Linked DNA regions of Homo sapiens: region 2 is linked to region 1. Evidence: chromatin loops called from intact Hi-C (ENCODE). Cell type or tissue: heart right ventricle. All regions are shown on one strand.

Region 1 (4,000 bases):
GTCTCAAACACAAAACAAAAAACAAAACCAGTTTTTTGGACCAAGAATTTGCCCCCATCCAATCAGACCTGCTTCTGCACATTATAATATGCCTCGTGTCAGCAGAGTGGTTTACAGTGTACAAGAGTTCACCACATATGGACTCAGTTGATTGCACAATAATCATAAATCCTATGCAATAACAAGGAACATGGTAGTATCCCCATTTCTAATGGAGGAAACTGATGCTCAGACCGAAGTGTGGATTCCAGAGGTGGGGGTAGTGGTAATATCCACAGCATGTTTATCTGCCAGGATGTGACCTTTTACTCATGCATTATCTGATTTAAATGTACGTCCCAAGATTCAAGAATCTTGGTCTGCAGCACAGTTATCTACTTAGTCTAGCAAATAAAGAATCTGTGATTAACATATCAGTACAGATATCTTGGAAAAATCTTGAAACTGGTCCTCTGTTGCCTTTCTGCAAATAAGATATATTAAGTAATTTCTCCATCAACCTCAAAGGCAAATAGAAACTTTCCAGTCTTTGGAAACAGCAGAATCCTGGTCTGTGTCTTTTAAAACACAGCCAAGGGCAGTGTGAGTTGACTCTGTCCCTGGCTCACAAGGAAATCCAGTTTTGTGAAGTATTTTCATCTGAATGACAGGCGTAAAGGCAAGGACGAGCATTTTCTTTGTAACAGGAATGTATTCAGAGCTGAGCTCCCAGACTCCTAACAAGGAGTGCTGAGCTGTGAATAAGCCTAATTCTGCAACACGCTGGTCTCCTGGTGTAGATGAAGTTGTCTGCTTAGAACCTTGATGGGAGATGCTGCACCAGGCTGATGAAAATGCATGCCCTGAGGCCCCAGAAATCTTTCGCGGGGCATATCCTGTGTTCTCCTCCCTTGGCACCTTGCCAAGAGTCCCTGACCTCAAATATCTCCACTCTCTGGGGGAAATGCATTTGCAATGCCCTGTAATGACAGCTAATGTTGAGCACTTACTCTCTGTCAGTCATTAAGCTAAGTACCTTTTGTACATTAGGTCATTTAATCCCTCTAAATAGAAACCGAAGGAAGGTAGCGTTATTCTCTCCATTTTTCACAGGAAATTGCCCATGCACATGTCAATGAGGGAGGCAAGCCCATGGGATCTAAAAGCAGTACCTCCTAACTCAGGGTTGGGATAATGGCAAGAGGGAGGAATGGTTTTACGGAAGAGTCGACACCAGGGCTGAGTCTTAAAAGGTGACCAGGAATTTTGCAGGAGGACAAGGATGAGGGAAGGGCATGCAGGCCAAGTTAACAACTGGAACAAAGGCAGGGAGGCTCAGAGTCTCAGGTTTCTGAAAATCACAGTGGTCCAGTAAGGCCAGAGGGATGGGTATATTCCGGCGGTTGGCGGGAATTCCTCCTATCCCGTTTCCTCTCCCCTCCATTCGAGGTCAGCCTCCCCATCACTCTGTGCTCAGCCTGATGAACCTTTCTTCTGTCCTTGAATGTGCCAACCTCCATCTTTCTCTCCAACTTCCAGGCCTTTGCCCAGGCTGTGGCACAGGCCTGGGTCTCAGCCCTGCCCAGCTCTCTTCCTCCAGGCTTCGTTCCCTGCTTATATAATTGTCTGACTGTTCACTTCCACCATCCTGGCTGCCCCTAAGCATAGGCCCAGGCTTTCTCACTTGCAACTGTGTTTGCAAAGCCTGGCCCGGTGCTTGGCGCGCAGCAGGCAGGCACTCTGTAAGCATTTGTTGAGTGGCATTAGTGGTATGTATTAGTTTCCAGTTGTTGCTACAATAAATTAACTCAAATTTACATAAAACTACAAAAATTTATTCTCTTACAGTTCTGCAAATCAGAAGCCTGAAATTGTCTCTTTAGGGCTAACATCAAGGTGTCAACAGGGCTGGCTCCTTAATTTTTGTGCCTTTTCTGGCTTCTACAGGCTCTTCCCATTCCCAGTATCACATCACCCTTCTTCCTCTGCTTCTGCCATCGCATCTGCTCCTCTGACTCCAACCCTCCTGCCTCTCTCTTACATAGGCCCTTGTGATTGTATTGGATCCATCTGCATGATCCAGGGTATTCTCCTTGTCTCAGAGTCTTTCATTTAGTCACACCTGCAAGGTCCCTTTTGCCATATGAGGTAACATGTTCAAATATTCTAGGGATTAGGATGTGGACATCTTTAGGGGGCCATTCTTCAGCCTGTCACAGATGGATACACTGAGGCAGAGCTGTGCCTTAATTTCTTTGGTCCATTGGGCAGCTCAGAGCAGAGCTGGGTGCAAGGGCATGGCAGGGCCTGGGGGCGTGATAGTGCTGGTAAGTTTGAGCTGCAGAAAACACATGAGGCCAGCTGGGAGAATGTGCGTAGAAATCGGAAATGTGTGAGTGTGTGTGTGTGTGTGGGCAAGTGGCTGGGGTGATCACGTTGAACTGAAAAATTTAAAATTCCACTTAAGGGAAAGAAGTCACACAGGAAGGAAAAAATGAAGTGTAGGGACCTACAGCAAACACAGCAATTGCTTCTGGAGCCCAATTTTGCTCATCTGAAAACTGGGAGAATGGACAAGGTGGGATGGTTTTCTGAGGCCACACAGCTAGGATATTAATAAGGATTGAGGCCAGGGATCCAGAGATTCTAAGGCTGTGCCTCTTCCCCATCTCCCAAGTTCTCCTGATCCCAGCATTAAACAGCCCTTCAATCTCTCCCTTTCTCATGTGTAATATACGTGTATACTAGCATATCTATCTTAGCATATATATGATATCTCTATATCGGCTTTATATATAATTCATATGCTATACAATTCACCCACTTAAAATGTATGATTCCATTTTTTTAGCATATTCAGAGTTGTGAAATTATCACTACCATTAATTTTAGAACATTTTTATCTCTCCAAAAAGAAATGCCATGCCCCATCAGCAGTTCCTCTCCATTCTCTCCAAGTCCCCCAGACCTAGGCAACCACGAATTGGCTTTCTAAATAGCCCTCCTGTGACCTCTGTTCCTCCTGGCTGGGTTCCGGGCGTTTGTCCTGTTCAGTGCCAGGTGGGAGGCTTGTGCTGGCTGTTGGCCTGTCCTCCCTGCACCTTCCCTTCACCAACCTCTGCATTCAGACTTCTGCCCCCATCTTTCTACTGACACTGCTTTCTGAAAGGTCAACAATGAGCCTGGGCCAAACCCAAAGGCTGTTTCTCTATGGACTTCCTGGCTTGTCAGCAGCAGCTGACACTAATGACCTGTCAGATGGCCGTGGTGGTTCCTTTACTGCTGCCTTTCTGTGGATGCCTCATCCTCTGCCCAAGGACGAAGGATTCACAGACATGCAGGAATAAAGCGGGGGTTGTAGGGTTCTGGTCTTTCCCAACATAGTGGAGACGCTAATGTCCATAGCATGGACTCGAGAGCCAAACTGCCTAGGTCTGAAAGCTGGTTTTGCCATGCATTGGCCGTGTGACCTTGGGCAACGTATTCCTCTCTGTATGCCTTCATTCCCTCATTTGTATCATAATGTGAGTAACAATTATCACCACTAGGGGTAATCATGAGGATTTAATGAGTTAATAAATGCAAGGTACTTGGCACATATAAACATGCTATGCTAAGCATTTCCTAGTAGCATTATTTTGCTCATTCTTCAATGAGTTTATTCATTATACCTTTCCAAAAACTTCTATACATCAGACTTTCCTGGGGTTCAAATTTCCATCAAATTCAATGGTAAGCAGGGACTATGGGCAAGTATAATCTCTCTAGAGCCTCATTTTTGCGATCTGTAAGATGGGGATAATAATACCTGGATACTATTGTGATGTTGGGAAGTTTAGATCAGTTAATACATAAAGCACTTAGAACAATGCCTAGTACTTAGCGAATCCTCTAGAAATATTGTACTGTAGTAGCAGCAGTAGTAATAGTAGTAGCAGTCGTAGTAGTAATTATTCAGCCTTCTCTCACCTGAATGTGGTTGAGGATTTGACTTGTCTGTGGACAGCTCCACTTTCATGGC
Region 2 (4,000 bases), 100 kb after region 1:
TTTAGAGCCTCCAGTGTCTATTATTCTACTCAGTGTGTACCATGGCCATAGGTACCCACTTCTAAGTGAGAACGTCCCAGATTGGACTTTCTGTTTCTGAGTTATTTCCCTTTGGATTACAGCCTTCATCTCCATCTATGTTGCTGCAAAAGACATGATTTCATTCCATTTTGTAGAAAAGCCAGCATCCTACTCCGTGCTGGCAATGTAGTTTAGTGTGAGAACGCTAGGCAAGAAAACAAGAGATGGCAATTCATGTCCTAGTTCTGTATGTAAAAGCCCAAGTCATTTAGGAAGAAACAACCTTTATTGAGTGCCACCATGTGCAAGGCACCGTCAAGACTGCTACAGACACTTAGCTAGTCTTTGTAACAATAAGTAAAAGTGCATATCATTAACAAAGTGAGGAAGTAGATAAGTTGAAAGTGCTATTTGCTTAAGATCACACAGCCACAGTGAGGTAGAGTTAGGATCTGAACCCAAATTGGTTATAGCTTCTCACTATTTCCACTCCATCCCTGAGTCCCAGCTTCCTCTCCTAGAAAACATGGATGATAATTTCAGTGACACCTACCCCATGGGGTGGTGAAGATCAGATGAAAAGCTGAGGTACATAGTAGGCTTTGTCACTGCAAAGATGCTGCAGATGGATGGTAGGGTGGGTGCAATAATCAGTCCCCATTCCCTTTGCCCATCATCAGCTACCTGACATTGGTTTCTCACTGGTCCCTATATAGTTGAGATCTGGCTGCTGTTCATGGAAACCTAGTATATGTCGAATGTTCTATAAGGTTGTATCTCCATTTTGTAAGTAAAGCAAATAAGACTTAGAGAGCTAAGCAACTGGCCAGGTGTGGTGCCTCATGCCTGTAAATCCCAGCACTTTGGGAGGCCGAGGCGGGCAGATCACCTGAGGTCAGGAATTCGAGACCAGCCTGGCCAACATGGCGAAACCCTGTCTCTACTAAAAATATAAAAACTAGCTGGGCTTGGTGGCAGGCACCTGTAATCCCAGCTACTTGGGAGGCTGAGGCAGGAGAATCGCTTGAACTTGGTAGGTGGAGGTTGCAGTGAGCCGAAATTGCGCCACTGCACTCCAGCCTGGGCGACAGTGCAAAACTCTGTCTCAAATGAAAAAAAAAAAAAAAAAAAAAAAAAGAGAAAAAAGGGAGCTAAGCGACTTGCTGAAACACAAATGGTTAATAAAGGGCAAAGCAAAATTTTAATCCATGTCTGCCTGAAACCAGAGCCCCAGCACTTTCCAAAGGATAGGCAGCTTCCTCCCCGTCTGCGCTGATTCCCTACTAATGCTAGTTGACCAACTTGGTGGAATGAATGAATCTTTTCTGAATTGACCCATCCACCTTCATTCCTGCTCTTCCTTCAGGCTCTTCCTTTTGATCCCAGGTTATTTTTAATTCCATAGTTTCAACCCCCCAAAAGGTTTAATCCTGAGGAAATACCTACTACAAACAAGCCATCAGAAGTATGACAACAGTGTTGGTTTTTAGCAAATTAAAATGTTCTAAATGGCACATTTTAGCTATTTGTTATTAAGCTGTTAATAAGCTGTTAAGCTATTTGCCATTTACTTCGCTTTTATTTTCTGAAATTATTTCTACTTGGATGAATCCTATTTCATGTAAAATATTATTAAAACAAATCTTAATTTCTCAATCTTTCCCCCCGCCCCCACTGTAAATTCTACCAATTATTGCTTCCATTAGTGAGGTTATTCTTTGGTGGCTATTAATTTTTTAGCAGCAGAATGGAAAAATGGGAAGACAGAAGTATGTGAAGATACAGATTGAGGGAGAGGGGACACAAAATGGAGAGAAAAGACAAAGGCTTCTCTACTGATAGATCAAAGTATTCTCAGGGGGTAAGATGCTAAGTATAAACAGTGGGTTCAAATGATGGGGTCAAAACTTATTTCTTTGTTCTCATGAGATAGAAGAATCACTGATTCTAGGTTTCCTTTCCTCTTCAAATCGCCAGAAAAGCAAGAAGCCCATTTCATTATTGGATAAAGAGCGGATATTGTCACCATCCCCAGTCCTCATCAGCAAGGACTCAGTTGATGAGAGAATGCAAATTTCATTAAATAAAAATGACCCGAGCTAGCACTTCCATGTTCTTTCTCATCATCAAATGAGCCTTAAATATGACTCAGCATGGAGTCATCCTTTCCTCTCAAATCCTGATGCTTCCATCCAATACAGAGTGATTCAGAACACATTATTCCAATCTCCATGTCAGAGTGGCTCCTGGCTTGGCATTAGAAACCCTCTGAGCAACATCTTAGTTTTACAAACATCTTAACCTCATGGATGCCACTTGTTTATTTTGAATAAACACAGGGAATATCATGTTGGCCACCTTTCATTGCATCAACCTTACTGGTGACAGTTTAATGCTCTGTTGTTTGGGGATAACTTATACTTGGTTTGCCAATGTAGCAATGGCCTGATCAAGGTAAATGAGGCAGAGGGAGGAACTCCAATATCTTTAGTGGTTCAAGGAGTGGTGATTGTGATTGTGTTTAATCAGCATGGGTGTTCTGGGTCAACAGTCATAGTAACTCCATCTAGATGGATCCCCCAAAGCATCCCACATACTGTATCTCACAAGTGTAGATGAAATGGATGTGGTGCATAAACATAATGGCCGTTTTGGGGTGGGAGGCAGGATAGTACTGTGCAATTTTGAATCTTAGCAGTTGTATTTCAAATCAGTCAAATACATTCATGGCTCTTTCTCTGTATTCCTGTCTGTGTGCCCGTCTGCCTCTCTGTGTCTCTTGATCTCTCATGATTTGTGTGTGTGTCTCTCTGTCTCTTTCTCTTTTATGTCTTTGTCACTGTGTCTGTCTGATTCTCCAAAATGTAAAGAGCCATTTGGGTTTTAGGCACACTTGGGTGTTCACATGGCTCTTCCACTTAGCAGTCTGTGATCCTGATGTGTCTGTGAATATCAGTTTCCTCATCTTTAACTGGAGATGGCAATACTGATTTTGTTGAGTTGTCATTAGGATGAAATGAAACAAAGAGTGTATTGCAGCCAACTCAGTTCCTGGCTCATAACCACTGATCAATACATGTTTGTTCCTTCCCTATCTCCAATTTACTATACCCTCGTGACATATTAGAATTCCACCAATCTGGTAGCTTTCTTCTGATGTGGCCTGCCCTCAGCCCATTTTCAGATCAGCCAATGGAACCATGACTGGCTGGAACCATTTTTCATCCACTTGGTGTCTTTCCAGCAGTTTCATGTAGCCTCTTGGTGTAAATCATTCTGGGAAAATAAATGTCCCTAATCCATTAGTGCCCTTCTACTGCAAGCCAATTTGAACCACAAACCAGACAAGGTTTGTTAATGGCCACTTAAATACATTCCTGCAGCCCAACCTGGAGACCCTCTGCCAGCCTAAAATCCTAGCAGCCCCGGTCTAAGAGACACTCAACTGTGACAAGACTGATAGCAGCAAAGGCACAGTTCTGACTTGTATCAGTTAGGGGCGAACCATACACCTTGGTTTGCCTAAGACAGTTCCAGTTTATGATTGTAGCTTCTCCTATGTAGGAGTAATTATAAATAGTGCCCCTTCTGCTTTCAGAAGAGGTTCAGTTTGTTTGAAACCAGCCTGAGCAACATAGACTCTGTCTCGACAAAAAATAAATTAAAAAAAAATTAGCTGGGCACGGTGGCACATGCCTGTGGTCCCAGCTATGCAGGAAGTCAAGGCAGGAGGATCACTTGAGCCAGGGAGATCAAGGTGGCAGTGAACCATGATCACACCACTGCACTTCACCTTGCGTGACAGAGCAAGACCCTGTCTCAAAATATAAGAGTTCCAGTTTGAATAATAAACTATATAAGTATCTATGGCAACCAAAAGTAAAAGTTTACATAATAATGGTTACCATTTTTTGACTACTTGCTATGCCTGTCTCAAAATACAAGAGTTCCAGTTTGAATAATAAACTAAAGTTTATAC

What was found. A loop is a pair of places that touch in the nucleus more often than their neighbours do. Peaks named below come from ENCODE experiments on the same cell type or tissue, not always from the same donor. Only the 100,000 strongest peaks of a DNase experiment are listed, where the experiment ranks them.
Region 2: it touches region 1 in a loop (2.2-fold over the local background); 2 of 110 quality-filtered maps call a loop at or near these places.

Annotation. Positions count from the first base shown.
Region 1 is chr16:77,893,493-77,897,492 of GRCh38, reverse strand. The region is part of intron 7 of VAT1L (vesicle amine transport 1 like); the gene reads right to left. Among named protein-coding and RNA genes, the nearest start is that of VAT1L, 110 kb to the right of the region's middle. RefSeq lists an enhancer at 2,713-3,213. In heart right ventricle, no CTCF peak of the experiment used is centred here; no DNase peak of the experiment used is centred here; H3K27ac peaks cover 2,768 bases.
Region 2 is chr16:77,792,972-77,796,971 of GRCh38, reverse strand. All of the region lies in intron 1 of VAT1L (vesicle amine transport 1 like), which reads right to left. The region is part of intron 1 of LOC107984878 (a long non-coding RNA gene); the gene reads left to right. Among named protein-coding and RNA genes, the nearest start is that of VAT1L, 6.4 kb to the right of the region's middle. In heart right ventricle, no CTCF peak of the experiment used is centred here; no DNase peak of the experiment used is centred here.